2 separate regions of the Homo sapiens genome follow, and region 2 is linked to region 1. Evidence: chromatin loops called from intact Hi-C (ENCODE). Cell type or tissue: PC-9. All regions are shown on one strand.

Region 1 (8,000 bases):
CTGCTAAAAGGACAACCCAATATTGACATACCTTATGTCCTCAAACAGAACCTACTTTGATTTGAAAAATTGAGGCTAGGCACGGTGGCTCACACCTGTAATCCCAGCACTTTGGGAGGCAAAAGTGGGCGGATCACCTGAGGTCAGGAGTTCAAGACCATCCTGGCCAACATGTGAAACCCTGTCTCTACTAAAAATACAAAAATAAGCTGGGCATGATGGCGGGTGCCTGTAATTCCAGCTATTCAGGAGGCTGAGGCAGGAGACTTGCTTGAATCTGGGAGGCAGAGGTTGCAGTGAGCCAAGATCGCGCCACTGCACTCCAGCCTGGGTGACAGAGTGAGACTCCGTCTCAAAAACAAAAACAAAAACAAAAAACAACAACAACAAAACAAAACAGAAAAGAAAAATTGAAGTGGCATGACAACAGCAAGAGCACATTCCTTCCCACTCCCTGGTCTGCTCCGTAAGGGAGCTGCAGGAGCTGGTGTGGCCTTGACCCCGTTAGCTGGTCCCCCACTCCCACCTTCTAACCTCAGTATCTAGAGAGCAGCACTTCGGTGATAACTGCTAAGAAGAGGAAGAGGCAGGTGGAAGGTTTCGTGCCATGGACTCAGAAAAGTGAACAGAAGACAGCGGCTCCTTCAAGGAAGAACGTGTGCCAAGGTGAGGGTTTGGAATCAAATGGCCAAGAGCCATGATTACGGTGGACACGACGCCCTTCCTCAGGGAGGGGAGCTGCCGGAGGTGTCTGGTGGGGGAAGAGCTGACAGCCCACGTGGGGTGCACGTGGACAGCATCCACTGGGTCTGCCCGGGGAGCCTGAGCTTGCTCAACTCCCTCCGGGGCACTGCTCTGAGCCAAGGGCACTGGAGTCGTGGCTATTTGGGCATCCCTTACTAAAAGGATTTGGTGTAGGGGTCGGGAGCTTACCTGAGTATTCCAGATATGGACGCACTTGTCGAAGGATCCACTGGCCAAGTACTTCCCATCAGGGCTGAAAGCTACGCTATAGACAGGCTCCTGATGCTTCGTGAGCGTGTGGGTGCAGACGCCTCGTTCTATGTCCCACAGTCGCACCGTAGAATCAAACGAAGCACTAGCAAGGTGGGAGAGAAAGCAAAATCACATACACACGGTGGTTTCAAACAGTTCTCCATAATGTGTATCAGATCTCCAGGAGTTGTTTTTCCCAGCTTTTACGTTTCAAAAGATAATAACTAAAAAGCTTTTTGTCTTCTAAACTGTAACTACTTACAAGTATTAAAAACAAAGCCATAGTCATTAAACAGAAAAAAAGCTTTAATGGTCTTATTAGGGAAACAATTTGATATCTACATTTGTTTCTGCACCTTTTTTTTTTTTTTTGAGATGGGGTCTTACTGTGTTGCCCAGGCTGGAGTGCAGTGGCGTGATCATGACTCACTGCAGCCTCGAACTCCTGGGCTCAAGTGATCCTCCCGCCTCAGCCTCAGCAGAGAAGCTGCAACCATAGGTCCACACCCGGCTAATTTTTATTTTTTTATTTTTTGTAGAGACGGGGTTTCACTGTGTTGCCCAGGCTGGTCTTGAACCTCTGGGCTCAAGAGATCCTCCTGCCTCACCCTACCAAACTGTTGGGATTACAGGTGTAAGCCACTGCGCCCAGCCCTGTTTCTATGTTTCCTATAGACGTAAATGGTAAATATTTTTGTAGAATATTTATCAAGTTTCCTAAAATGCCCCTACAATTTAAAACATGACATCTATTATTACCAACTAAATTAATACAGACAGCCATATTTGGAAAAATAGCAAATTAAGTGAATAAACATTTAAAAAACTTTTTAGGCCAGGTACAGTAGATCATGCCTGTAATCCTAGTACTTTGGGAGGCCAAGGTGGGAGGATCACTTGAAGCCAGGAGTTCAAGACCAGCCTGGGTAACATAGGGAGACCCTGTCTCTAAATAGAAAATAAATTTTAATCAAACAAGAATTAAAATACAATCACATCCACATACGTAATCACATTATTGAAAGCTGCAAATTTTAGTTATTTTCAAACTTAGAACAGTAATATCTATCACAAAGCTATTGTCTGGCTTGCTTTCTTTCAACAGGGACCCATTAGGTACCGGGATGCCCCTTTTATACTTGCTGACTAAAAGGATAATTTATGCTCCTAATAGTACCACGCGACGCAAAAGCACCTTCTGAGTCATCACAAAACAACTCGAGTGTGTAGTACTATATCACACTATATCACAGTACTTTAAGTGGATTTTATGACAATTACTTGAAATATGAGAATTACGGCCTATGTGTTCTTTGTTTTTTTGGTTCCGTCTCTCAGTGGATGCAGGAATTCCATCCTGTCCTCTCTAAGAGATGACCTTAATTCGAGCACCGTCAACAGGAGTTGGTGCTGCCTGGCTTGCTGTCCCTCAACTGTGGCTCTGCAGTCATGTTGGGTGGTTTTTTTTCTTCTTCTGTTTTTTTTTTTTTTTTTTTTGAGACATGGTCTTGCTCTGTCACCCAGGCTGGAGTGCAGTGGTGTGATCACCGCGCACTGCAGCCTCAATCTCCTGGGCTCAAGCCATCCTCCTGCCTCAGCCTCCTGAGTAGCTGGGACTACAGGCACACGTCACCACGCCTGGCTAAGTTTTTGTAGAGATGGGGTTTCACCATGTTGCCCAGGCTGATGTTGAACTCTTGGGCTCAAGCCATCGTCCTGCCTTGGCCTCCCAGGGTGCTGAGATTATAGGCGTAAGCCACTGTGCCTGACTCAAAACCATCCTTACCTCAAAGGCAGGTGTTACTCGGTAATTCTATCCTGGCCCCTTCAAAGTGAGCTACCGCTTTGCTTCCTCTGAAGGGCTTCAACACACGTGCATGGACGCGCTTTAGCAGAATTTCCTGTTGTCTTTGTGTAACACCGAGCTGTGCCAGCTGTGTTGCCTGCCCTTACCTTGCCAACATGATGTTGGAGTTTGGGTTGCTGGTGGCGGGCCCAGTGGGGCTCCACTTGATGGTGTAGATCTCTTTATTGTGAGCCTGAAGATCATGGATGCACACCTCCTGTTTCATGCTCCAGATCTACAGAACACACCAGACACAACATGAGCAAAAGCCATTCCTGCATCCGGGAACGATGTGGAATCATTCCTCCCGGGGGTGCACACGGGGCCCAGGGCAGGGTGGAGGGTGCACAGTGGTGAGAAAGGCTGCAGGGAGGCTGCGATTCTCAGTGGGACTATGACTGAGAAATCGTAGCTCACCGGATGACAGAGGAAGGGAGGGTGGTCAGTAATAAATAATCCTCATGTAAGAGTGACCGTGAGACTGGCATCAAGTGCCCGGGGTTGTCTAGGATTAAACAGCCCACCCCTTGCCATGCCGACTCTACCTTCAATGTCATGTCATCCGAGCAGGATGCCAGCAACATTCCAGACGGATCCCATTTGATGGCGTTGACCTCGTTCTGAAAGAGAGCAGAAGAGTGTGAAAAAGACATCAGGGCCTGTGAGTAGATGAGGTCACCTTCCAGCAGGGGGCAGCAGCGCGCCACCGGCGCTGCAGAAGGTCTTCGGCTTCAGCCTGACATCAAAGGGCACAGCCCAACCAGCCATCTAGTTTCCTCTTTTTCTCACTTTGCCTTTTTCATTTATATAAAACCACAGCCCTATACCACACAACACCAGCCACTCTCATCCATACTTCATTAAGAAAAAAACCTTCCCTGCTAGGAAGGAAGGCAAGTGAAGAAATCACATACCATAAAACGCAGCAAATAAAACCAGTAAAACCAGTTACTTTTTAAATTGGCCTTTGAAAATCACTTTCCTATGCACTTTTCTTTTTCAGACAGGGTCTCACTCTGTCTCCCGGGCTGGAGTGCAGTGGCAGGATCACAGGTCCTTGCAGCATGTACCTCTTAAACTCAAGCAATCCTCTTGCCTCACCCTCCCAAGTAGCTGGGACTACAGGCAGGCACCACCATGCCCTTTTTTTTTTTTTTTTTTTTTGGGATTTTTGCCCAAGCTGGTCTTGAACTCTTGGGCTCAAGTGATCCTCCCACCTCGACCTCCCAAAGTGCTGGGATTACAGGCGTGAGCCACCATGCCAGGCCTCTTATGCACTTTTAATGTAACAGTTCCTCCAGTGTCCACACCCATTAGAAGGTATTTCTCTCCTGCAGGTGAGTGGAGGCGGAGGGAGGGGTAAACATGAGAAGTGAACCCTCACCTATTACGGAGTTCAAGCGGGGTAAGGGCTGATCCAGGTGGAAGATGGGCGACCCAAATGCACACACAGGCAGGCACACATGTGCAACACAAGTGAGAGGCAAATGCTGAGTGGCACAAACACACATGACACAGGCAAAATCCTGGCTGGGGGCTCGTGATCGGCACAGCCAGGTAGCGAAAAGCACAGGCTCAGGACACCTGGGGACCACGAGGCTAAACCCTGGAGGATAAAGGTGAATGAATGTACCCAGGGGCCAAGGGAGACGGGGACACTACCGGGACAGGCATGTGTAAAAGAACCACCTGTGGCAAAGGTTCAGCTGGGGAACAGCCTACCCAGGAGAAATGAGGGGACATGGCGTACCAGCTTGGGGCTCCCTCAGGGGTGACTATAGGGCCCCATATGTCCAGTCCAGTCCCACCATGTGACACCTGCTGTCCCGGCCTAACAATTAACTAATGACACACTCATAATGAATTTTCTAAATTTCATACTCCTAAGGGCTCCGGTTTGGATTAACTGTATGGTCAGGTTGCTTTCTAAGAACATGGAGTTTTGAAGGGTGTGAACTGGACAGTGACAAGGCCACATCTGTGTTCCATGAGGCACACGTGGCCCAGGAAAGGGAGGAGGAAGAAGTTTCGCGGCCCAGGGGCAGGCTGCTGCGAGAGCCCGGGAGGGTGGAGGGGGCCGACTGGAGAGGGGGCTGAGGGTTGTGAGTGTGCACACGCATGGGTGTCTATGAGTGTGAATGTGTATGCAAGGCCAGCAAGGGTGGCTCTGACTGCAGCTGTTCAGAGGAAAACTCATGGGCCCAGGAATGTAGAGCTGGTCACCACTGGCTGTCCCTAGCCAAGCCCATGCAAAGGAACAAATAACTTCCTGGGAGCGGATCCCTAGCTCTGCAATGCAAGCCCCGGTTCCTGGGCCGCCTCCAGAGCCGGCTCATGGGTCTCCACTCAACCCCACTGAGCTGGAGCTTTGTTCAGGGCCATCAGCCACATTAAGACCCACTTAAAGGGCCAAGGCCTGTGCTGGTGGCAAGGTCCTGGGCAGGACACCTGGGAACTGCAGATAGTGTGTACAGCTCTATTAAAAACTTGTGGATAGTCCAGGGTTAGAGGAGAAATAAGTTTAGACCGGGAGAAGAGAGTCAGTTTGGAGCCAAACAGATGTTAACAGGACGATAGGTGCCTGTGCTCTAAAAGCGCCTTCCTTTGGGACAGGGACCCCTGGGCCAGGGGTGGGGAGAGGTGGGCATTAGGGGAATCAGGACAAGGGAATTTACATCAGTTAAGTTAGTGGCACAATGGCAAATCTCCAGGGACTGTGACCATCCTCTCCTGCTTTAACAAGGGACCCCCACCCTGCCCCACCACAGAGATATCCTGGGTGCTGGTGAGAGAAAGGCAAGATGCCATGGTCCCAGCATTGATGCACTCTGCGTTTTCTGGGAGAGGCAGACACGCAGGCCAGCAGCTACTGCCAGGGCTGTGGCATTCATGTGGGCAGTAGGAGCTCAGGGGGTGCCGTGAATCCTCCCCAGGGCGTGCAGAGGATACGTGAATGGGCCTGGAGACTGGGGAGGATTCTGTTTTGGACCGAGAGCTGCTGTGGGGGTCTAAGGCAGGGAGCATTCCAGGCAGGGCTCAGCGCGGGGCAAGGTGCTTGGCTGCACGTGTCTTTAGGAGGACAGAGGCACAGGGAATTTTTGGACACTAGCCCAGGAGGTCGAGGCTAGTAAATGGGTTTACCAGCAGACTGGAGATTGCAGAAGGTTAGAGACCATAGAAATTGGCTAATCTGAGGGAGATTTGGTGAAAGACCGGGAAGCGCCTCAGAGGCCAAACTAAGGAATTTGCTAAGTCAGCTGTTGTTCCCATTGTTGTTCCCTGGTATATAATGGATTTGTCAGCCTCTGCTTGCCTTTAGGATTTTCTCTGTCATTGATTCTGGTGTTTGATGGCCATATGCCTAGGTGGATATGGTCTGTTCTGTTTGTGTGGTTCTGTTTATATTTGTTCTGCTTGAAATTTGCTGAGCTTCTTGGATTAAATGTTGATGTTTTCCACCAAATTTAGGAAAACTTGGCTGTTACTGCCTCAAATGATTTTTCTGTTCCATTCTTTCTTCTCTCCCCATCACGCATATAGGTTTAGGGTCTCTGATATTGTTCCATAAGCCATTAAGCCTTTATGCATTTTTTCGATCTTTTATCTGTTCTTCAAATTGGCCAATTTCTATGCTCTCTAACCTTACTTCCGCAATCTCCCATCTGCTGGTAAATCCACGGATGTGGTTTAGGATCGGTGTCCCCACCCAAATCTCAGGTGGAACTGTCATCCCTGATGCAGAGGTGGGGCCTCGTGGGAGGTGTCCGGATCATGGGGGCAGATCCCTCGTGGCTTGCTGTCTTCGTGAGTTTTTGTCCTTTAAAAGTATGTGACACCCCCCCCACTCCTCCCACCTCTTGCCCCTGCTCTGGCCATGTGAGGTGCCTGCTCCTGCTTCACCTCCTGCCATGGTTGGAAGCCTCCTGAAGCCTCCCCAGAAGCAGATGCTGCCATGCTTCCTGTATAGCCTAAGGAACTGTGAGCCAGTTAAACCTCCTGTCTTATCAATTACCCAGTCTCAGGTATTTCTTTAGAGCAATGAGAGAATTGAGAACTGCCTAATACACCCACCTATTAAGACTTTCATTTCAGACATTATATTTCTCAGTTCTCAATTTCTTTTCTTTTTTTTTTTTTTTTTTTTAAAGAGACAAGGTCTTGCTCTGTTGCCTAGGCTGGAGTGCAGTGGTGCTACTGTAACTCACTGCAGCCTTCAGCTCCTGGGATGTGACTACAGGTGTGCATCACCATACGCAGCTACTTTTTAAAATTTTTTGTAGAGACAGAGTCTTGCTATGTTGCTCAGGCTGGCCTCAAACTCCTGGCCTCAAGCAATCCTCTGGCCTCAGACTCCCAAAGTGCTGGGATTATAGGCATAAGCCACCACACTTAGTCTCCATTTGTTTTTTAATGATTTTTTTTTCTATTCACTGCAGATGTGCCCCGTCTATTCATTTATTGTGAGCATCCTTTCCTTGATGTCCTCTACATGTTTCTCATGGCTACCTTAAAGGCTTTGTTGCCAAATCCACCATCTAGGTCATTTCTGAGTGAACTGTTCTCACTGCCAACCCCAAACTGAGTCAATCCAACCACCATGGTTACCATGGGGTAACCATGACAGCTCAAATAGCCAAGGGGCACATTAGAGCTGGTCTGCTGCTGCAGTAGCTTTTAATTCTAGGCACACAAGAATCGGCTCCCACATCACATTCTCACAAACTCGAGACCAGTGACAAGAGCTCTCACTTACTGTGTGTCCCTGGAAGGTTTTGACTGGGCGGTCACAGCCGAGCCTGCACACATGGATACACATGTCTGTGCTACAGGAGGCAAAGGTCGTGTTGTTCTGCCAGTCCACATCAAGGGCAGGGGCTGCAGTAGGGAGGGAGGACATCTGGAGTTACTCACTGTTGCACAGCTCCATGGATTTACAACAATGAACAGCACAATCAAGAAGCCTCTTTAGTTTACTTATTTATTTATTCTAGAGACAGGGCCTGCTCTGTCACCCAGGCTGGAGTGTAGTGGTGCGATCATGGCTCAACGCAGCCTAGAATTCCTGGGCTCAAGGGATCCACCCACCTCAGCCTTCTGAATAGCGCATGCCATCACGCCTAGCTAATTTAAATTTTTTTTTTTTTTTGCAGAGACGAGT
Region 2 (8,000 bases), 890 kb after region 1:
GGTCAGGAGTTCGAGACCAGCCTGGTCCACATGGTGAAACCCTGTCTCTGCTAAAAATCCAAAAATTAGCAGGGCATGGCGCTGTGTGCCTGTAATCCCAGCTACTTGGGAGGCTGAAGTGGGAGAATCGCTTGAACCTGGGAAGCAGAGGTTGCATGAAACAGAGATTGTGCCACTGCATGCCAGCCTGGGCGACAGAGCAAGACTCTGTCACAAAAATAAATAAATAAATAAATAAATAAAATGCTCCACTAAAGGAAAACTAGATGGGTAGGACATATGAAAAATGTTGATGCTGAATGCACTGGGCAGAGTACCAGGAGGTTTGTTACCCTGTCCTTTCTATGTGGGGCTAGGTTTGAGAATTTCCGTAACAATACAGTTTCTTTAAAAAATATGTTTCCACTTTTAATAATGGCTTGCACTTGTTTCTGAATTCTAAGATCATGTTTTCTCCATTTTATCATCCTCTGGTGATGAAGGGAAGAGTGGGAATCAAATGTGAGACAAAATAAGAAGGAATCTCCAGGAATTTTTGGGAATGACGCAGACCACACAGTTTGTTATGGTGAGAACTTCTTGCAAAGATGCATGAAAGTGAAGAAACATCCTTCTAGTTGCACTGTATGTTTTCAAACTGGAGACATGATGCCAGTAATTTATTTAAAGGCTAGACAATGGCAAACTCAAGAAAGAGCTTATTTACAGAGAACATTATTTGAATCTGAGACTTGGTATAGGCTCACGTTGGAATTACATGGCCGATACGCTTATACAGCATCTTTTTCCAAGGAATACTATCAACAGCAAATTAATTCTGTGCTGCTAAACCTGAAGTAGGCAGCAAACAGACATTTTCTGAGACACTGAACTGGAACTTTCCAGTTCAAATGGCAGTTTAATGGCACAATTCGGAAGGGAAACAGAGACCCCTGTCACGTAATCTAATATTTGGCAATGTTTAGACAAATGTTTGGGCAACTTTCAGGTCAATGTTTGACAAGTGTTTAGGTGATTCATTCTAAAGGAGGCTGTCAAATGCCAGGTTGCCAGTATCATGCTAACGAAGTCAAATAAAATGGTGTCAGGAGTTACAGTCCGCCCCAAATATTTTTACTCTCTTATTGTATATACATTGACACTGTATTGATTTCGATAAATCCTTTAAGATGTACTTAAATAAAGAGAATGGGAAGCGGCCAAGGGAAAATAGCAAAGGTACCTGAAAGCTACAGAAGTCAAATAGGAAGGAGAGGGAAGTCTGGAGGAGACATCCATTGCCTGCAGCCCAGGGCCAGAGTTTCCTTGCGGTAAGTACATGATGCCTTGTCCAGAATTAGGGTCTCAGAGAGGCCATCAGTTCTCCACTCAGTCCTGCAAGCAGTTCCTGAAGTTCTCAATAGCAGAAGCAGAAAGGACTGGCTGGGCCCTCTGGTCTCTGCAGAACAATCTCATAACTCAGTCATTATAGGCTGTGTGTACTCACGAGCATGTGCTCTATATGTGCTCATCCAAAAATCCACACACTAACTAGGACACCAAAACTATCTCAGGTGCAGGAAACCACAAAACATCACCTAAGAACCAAGTAGCAGCAGAGGGGAGTGATGTGGGCTTTTTATCTGAAGCTCCTAACAGTGCCGTGGGTGAGAAAGTGCTGGGATTCTGGGTCATTGATTGGAAGCAGCCAGCTTGGCTTTATTTGACTGACTCTAGACTCCTTGAGAGTCTGATAAAAGGGATAAAATATGACCCTTTGTCTAGGATGGCATTTGGGTGAGTGCCGCTGAGATCTGCCTTGTGGGAGCTCAGCAAACAAGTCTGCATTTAAAGGAACATACCATGTGTTCCAAAGGCTGGAGGAGTCGGCTCTGCCTGCTGAAGGCCAGTTTTGGGGTTTAAATATCTGCAGCGCCATCACCAGGGCATTCTGAGACATACATGATCTTTGGAGTTAGTGTCAAGAATTGGGAAGAGACTTACATGGAGGGAACACTTAATCTGAGATCCTGATGACGATGATAATGGTGATGGTGATGATGATGATGATGGTGGTAATGATGGTAATGATGGGATGATGACAATGGTGATGGTGATGATGATGATGATGATGATGATGATGGTGATGGTGATGGTGATGATGGTGATGACAAAGACTAGAAGAAATCAGTGCCTGTAAATTCCACGCCAATACTCCATTCTGAACACCCCAAATAAATAGGGAACTCAAAGCCTAACCAACCCATCTGTCCAAATGAATTGAGAATGTGCTCCAGGGACAGTGAAAGGATGCAGGTTTGAAGCCTGAGTAGGATGGAGAAGCCCAGAAAAGGAGAGTGAATGTATTGGATTATGGTCTCATCTTTTCAGGGCCCCTGACTGCTGCAGTGGGGTGTGCCTTCTACAAAACTTCTCTGCTCAGCTGGTATTTGTGTTTCTTCTAACAAGGAAAGATTTGTCCAGGGTAGCCTGGAGCATTACCGAGTGCATGGACCAAGGGAAGAGACAGACCTTTGCTGAAACCCCCAGAATCTACACTTTGCTTGTTCTGGGACCTAAATCACAAAACTTCGTAGTCAAATCCTCTGTTTTTGGATTGTCAGATAAGCACAATGGAATAAAATGTGTATGTTTGCTTTGTACACGAAATGGGATACAACAGGCATCAATATATGTGTGCTAAAAGAATACTTTTTTCTTTTATTTAATAGTAATGTATAAAATCTAATCTTGATGAGACTAATAGTCAGTACAAAATTGGCAAAAAAATAAGGTATAATTGGCTTGATATTCCATCTGACGGAGCAGCAAAGCATAGGAAGAGGGGACTTGGGAGCTAGAAAGTTCCTAATTTCCTTAGGGTTGGGCTTCTTCTTGAATGATTCATACACCACATCCTCATTTTAAGATAATCTTAATTAACAAGCAATAATAACTAATCAATGATTTTTTAATAAGCACCTACTATGCTTCATATGTGCAAGATTAGGCAATTTCATGCTGGCTTCCTCTTTTACTACTGAGAACCAAGTGGGTGAAATTATACCTTTTCTTAGAAAAGAAGCAATTGAATGAGGCACTGAGGGTTTTTTAAAGAGCCTATAAAGTTTCTACAACTTCAAAGTAACAGACCTCACTGGCTTCACAGATACAAACTTTTTCAGATTAATTCTGAAAAGTTAACTAAGTGTATTTTTGCAACGAATTATGGAGTATATATGAAAAGAAAATTTGTTTTCCTTTCTTAAACGTGTATGTACATTTTTCATGTAATATGTATATGACTACATGTCCTTATGTATATATTAGTCATTCATGTAAGTATATTAGGCTCAGGTAAAGCTACATAGTTTTTTATTTAAATAAAGAAAGCCTTTAAATTGAGCCATAATTTGCTGATATTATATGCTAGTTTGGCAATTTCGCCAAATTTTGCTCATTTTTTCTTTTCATTGTTTGTCAATATTTATATGGGTTACCTACCTATGTGTTGCTGCTTCAGTAAATAAGAAAAATAATAATAATTGTGAACTGTTTTTTAAGTGAACTATATGGGAAAAATGAGTCACATATCTCAAGTATAAAGATAAATTTCTGATGTAAATATCTGTGTCTATTGTCAATACTGATTTTAAAGTCTCCCTGCCCGACATTGGTCACTATAGAAACACTGTTTTTTGTCTACTTGTGTATATACATATATATATACAAATATATTATATATATGTATATATATATATACACACACACACACGTGTGTGTGTGTGTGTGTGTGTGTGTGTGTGTGTGTGTGTGATCTAGAACATGGAAATACTGCCATCTGGTGTTATATCTTAAACATTATTCAACTGCCCTTGAGAAAATTTGAAATAAATCTTCAGATTTCTAGCCCTCGGGTTTTGCTAAGCAGGGAAAGCTCTTAGTCTCAGATAAATGTGTTCTTTTGTTTCTCAAAGGAAGAGGATTCTAAATACCGTATATGTTACATTCAATTAATGAATATTTGAATTAAGAATCCAACAAAGCAGTTACAAGATCATTTCTCTTCATACAAAAGGATCCTTCTTTAAGTCTGACACTGCAAAATTTTTTTTGCTTTGATCTCATTGCACGAAAATGTTATTCAGTTAGCCCAACAATTTTGAAATTATTATTTAAAAGCTTTTAATATCATGAATGACTATTTGCATTTGTAAAGTTGGTGTTCAAAATGCTTTTCAGCTACAAGAGACAGAAAAGGGCTTATGGCCTTCAAAAGGGAAGGGATTTATCACCCATGTGTCTGCAGGCCCCTATGGCTAAAGCAGGAACCTGAATTGCCTGAGAGTCCATTTTAAGGGAATTGGATCAACCCTGTACAACCATCATCAGGGCAGTCTGGCACATGCATGGTCTTTGGAGTTAGTGTCAGAAATTGAGAAGAAACTTACAGGGAGGAAACGCTTAATCTGAGATCTTGATGATGATGATGATGATGGTGATGATGATGATGATGACGATGATGGTGATGACAAGGGCTAGAAGAAATCAGTGCCTGTAAATTCCACGCCAATACTCCATTCTGAACACCCCACATAAATAGGGAACTCAAAGCCTAAGCAACCCATCTGTCCAAATGATTTGAAAATATGCTCCAGGGACAGTGAAAAGATGCATGTTTGAAGCCTGAGTAGGATGGAGAAACCCAGAAGAGGAGCGGGAGTGTATTGGATTATGGTCGCTTTTTTTCAGGGCCCCTGACTGCTGTCATGGTGTGTGCCTTCTACAAAACTTCTCTGCTCTGCTGGTGTTTGTGTTTCTTCTAACAAGGAAAGATTTGTCCAGGGTAGCCTGGAGCATTACTGAGTGCATGGACCAAGGGAAGAGACAGACCTTTGCTGAAACCCCCAGAATCTACACTTTATTTGCTCTGGGACCTAAGTCACAAAACTTCCTAGTCGAATCCTCTGTTTTTGGATTGTCAGATGAGCACAGTGGAATAAAATGTATATGTTTGCCTTGTAAACTAAATGGGATACAACAGGCATCAATATATATGTGTTAAAAGAAAACTTTCTTTTAAGTTAATAGTAATGTATTTTTCTTTTAAGTTAATAGTAATGTATAAAATCTAATCTTGATGAGAGTAATAGTGGGTACAAAATTGGCAAAAAAAAAAAAAAAACCCCACGGTGTAATTGGCTTGATATTCCACCTGACGGAGCAGCAAAGCATAGGAAGAGGGGACTTGGGAGCTAGAAAATTCCTAATTTCCTTAGGGTTGGTCTTCTTCTTGAGTGATTCATACACCACATCCTCATTTTAAAGATAATCCTAATTAACAAGCAATAATAACTAATCAATGATTATTGTTTTAATAAACACCTATTATGCTTAATATGTGCTAGATTAGGCAATTTCATGCTGGTTTCCTCTTTTAGTACTGAGAACCAGGTGGGTGAATAATTCCTTTTCTTAGAAAGGAAGCAATTGAATAAGATATTGAGGTTTTTTGTTTTTTTTTTTTAAGAGCCTATAAAGTTTATGCAACTTCAAAGTAACAGATCTCACTGGCTTCACAGATACAAACTTTTTCAGGTTAATTCTGAAAAGTTAACTAATTGTATTTTTGCAACCAACTATGGAATATACGTGAAAAGAAAAATTGTTTTCCTCTCTTTAACGTGTATGTACATTTTTCATGTAATTTGTATATGACTACATCTCCTTATCTATATATTAGTCTTTCATGTAAGTATATTAGGCTCAGGTAAAGCTACACAGTTTGTTGTTTAAAGAAAGAAAACCTTTAAATTAAGCCATAATTTGCTGATATTATATGCTAGCTTGGCAATTTCGGTAATTTTTTCCCTCATTTTTCTTTTCATTGTTTGTCAATATTTATATGGATTACCTACCTATGTGTTGCTGCCTTAGTAAATAAGAAAAAAAATAATAATTATAAACTGTTTTTAAGTGAACTATATGGGAAAAATGAGTCACATATCTCAAGTGTAAAGAGAAATTTCTGATGTAAATATCTGTGCCTATTGTCATACTGATTTTAAAGTCTGCCTGCCCGATATTGGTCACTATAGAAACACCGTTTTTTGTCTACTTGTATATAGATATATATATGTCTCTGTATGTGTGCGTGCGTGTGTGTGTGTGTGTGTGTGTGTGTGTGTGTGTGTATGTGTGTGTGTATGCCCTAGAACATGGAAATACTGCCATCTGGTGTTGTATATCTTATACATTATTCAACTGCCCTTAAGAAAATTTGAAATAAATCTTCAGATTTCTAGCCCTTGGGTTTTGTTAAGTAGGGAAAGCTCTTAGTCTCAGATAAATGACCTCTTTTCTTTCTCAAAGGAAGAGGATTATGAACTGTATATGTTAAATTCACTTAATGAATATTTAAATTAAGAATCCAACAAAGCAGTTATAGGATCATTTCTCTTCGTACAAAAGGATCCTTCTTTGAGTCTGACAATGCAAAAATCTTTTTGCTTTGATATCATTGCATGAAAATGTTATTCAGTTAACCCAATAATTTTGTAATTATTATTTAAAAGCTTTTAATATCATGATGACTATTTGGATTTGTAAAGTTGATGTTCAAAATGCTTTTAGGCTACAAGAGACAGAAAGGGGCTTATGACCTTCAAAAGGGAAGGGATTTATCACCCACTTGTCTGCAGGCCCCTATGGCTAAAGGGGGAACCTTAATTAACTTCCTGAGAGCTCGATTTTAGGGAATTGGATCAGCTCTGTACAACAGTGGTATTCAAACATTTTTACCTGAATACTCTCTAAAAGAATCTTGCCAACCTGTGCATCTCCCGGCACATTTTAGTTACATCTACAATTTGACATCATAATTTTAACTAGATGGAAAGAATGAAATTTCTGGCATATTCCAAATGTAAATATTTAAAGACAGAGCTGCAACATCACGCTTTTAAACTTTTCCGATGTAAGCTAATTATCATAACAGTTTGACACCTGTTATAGTTAATTAAAATCCCTAAAAATGCTCTTCTTTAACAGGGGAGAATTTTCAATCATTTGTTTTTTTCCTTGGGGTTTAATTTCTATTCTGCTCTCCTCAGACAATTTTATCTTAAAGTTATATTATTTGATATTTGAAAATCTTTTATTGATAACTTATTTTACTTACCTAAAACAAAACTGCATCAAATTGTAAATATTTACTTTTCAAAAATTCTTGCAACCACAAGACTCTAAGAGTTTAAAAACTTTCCTGTAGCTTGTGTTATTAATACATTTATTATTATCACATAGTTAATCAAAACAACATAAGATACAGCATTTAAAATATAAGTATATATGATTAAAACATAAACATTGATCATTTTTCAATAAAATTCATTGACATGAATCTCTTAATGGGATCAGTGGAGGTTTCCTCCATTTTTCTGTTATTATTTATTTACATATTCATATATAATGGTCTCTCACCTTTGGCACTATTGACATTGGGGGCTGGATAATTCCTGGAGGGGAGGGAGGACTGTCCTGTGTATTCATTGTAGGATGTTTTGCTGCATTCCTGGCTTCTACCACTAGATGTCAGTAGTATATTCCTAGTTGTGGTGACCAAAAGTACCTCCACACTGCCAAATCTTCCCTGAACAATCCCCCTCCTCATGAGAACCACTATTGACCATTCCTTCAATTTGGAGAACACAAAGATTTGGAAACACTGAATTTCAAAGGGATTTATTACTCATTACTATGAGTATTAATTTTACATGTTAATCTTTCCTATAGAGGGATTTTTTTATTCCAATAAACACAGGGTTGAGAACAATTGTAATATTGTTGAATTATAATAAGCCTTTCCCAAGGTGATATTTTTTAAAATAAAAATCTACTTTATGCATGTTTTTGTCAAAATCTTAGATCTATGTGCAAGGCTTTCCAATATATGGGAAATTTCAAATTAGTCCTCTTTTCAGTTAGCAAATCAGTCCTCTTTTCGAAGTACTCAGGCCAGG

Evidence for each region. Hi-C counts contacts between places; a loop is a spot of excess contacts. Peaks named below come from ENCODE experiments on the same cell type or tissue, not always from the same donor. Only the 100,000 strongest peaks of a DNase experiment are listed, where the experiment ranks them.
Region 2: it touches region 1 in a loop (13-fold over the local background); 46 of 110 quality-filtered maps call a loop at or near these places.

What each region holds. Positions count from the first base shown.
Region 1 is chrX:9,704,710-9,712,709 of GRCh38, reverse strand. TBL1X (transducin beta like 1 X-linked) reads right to left here. Exons shown (of 18, transcript NM_005647.4): 13 at 7,596-7,717; 14 at 3,388-3,462; 15 at 2,950-3,077; 16 at 934-1,099. Among named protein-coding and RNA genes, the nearest start is that of GPR143, 57 kb to the left of the region's middle. RefSeq lists enhancers at 3,637-4,293, 4,294-4,951. In PC-9, CTCF peaks have their summits at 3,314 and 3,516 (motif pointing right); a DNase peak (open chromatin) is centred at 3,679; H3K27ac peaks cover 412 bases.
Region 2 is chrX:8,815,200-8,823,199 of GRCh38, reverse strand. No RefSeq gene overlaps it. Among named protein-coding and RNA genes, the nearest start is that of FAM9A, 18 kb to the right of the region's middle. In PC-9, CTCF peaks have their summits at 3,823 (motif pointing left), 6,001, 6,205 (motif pointing left), 7,556 (motif pointing right) and 2 weaker places; no DNase peak of the experiment used is centred here.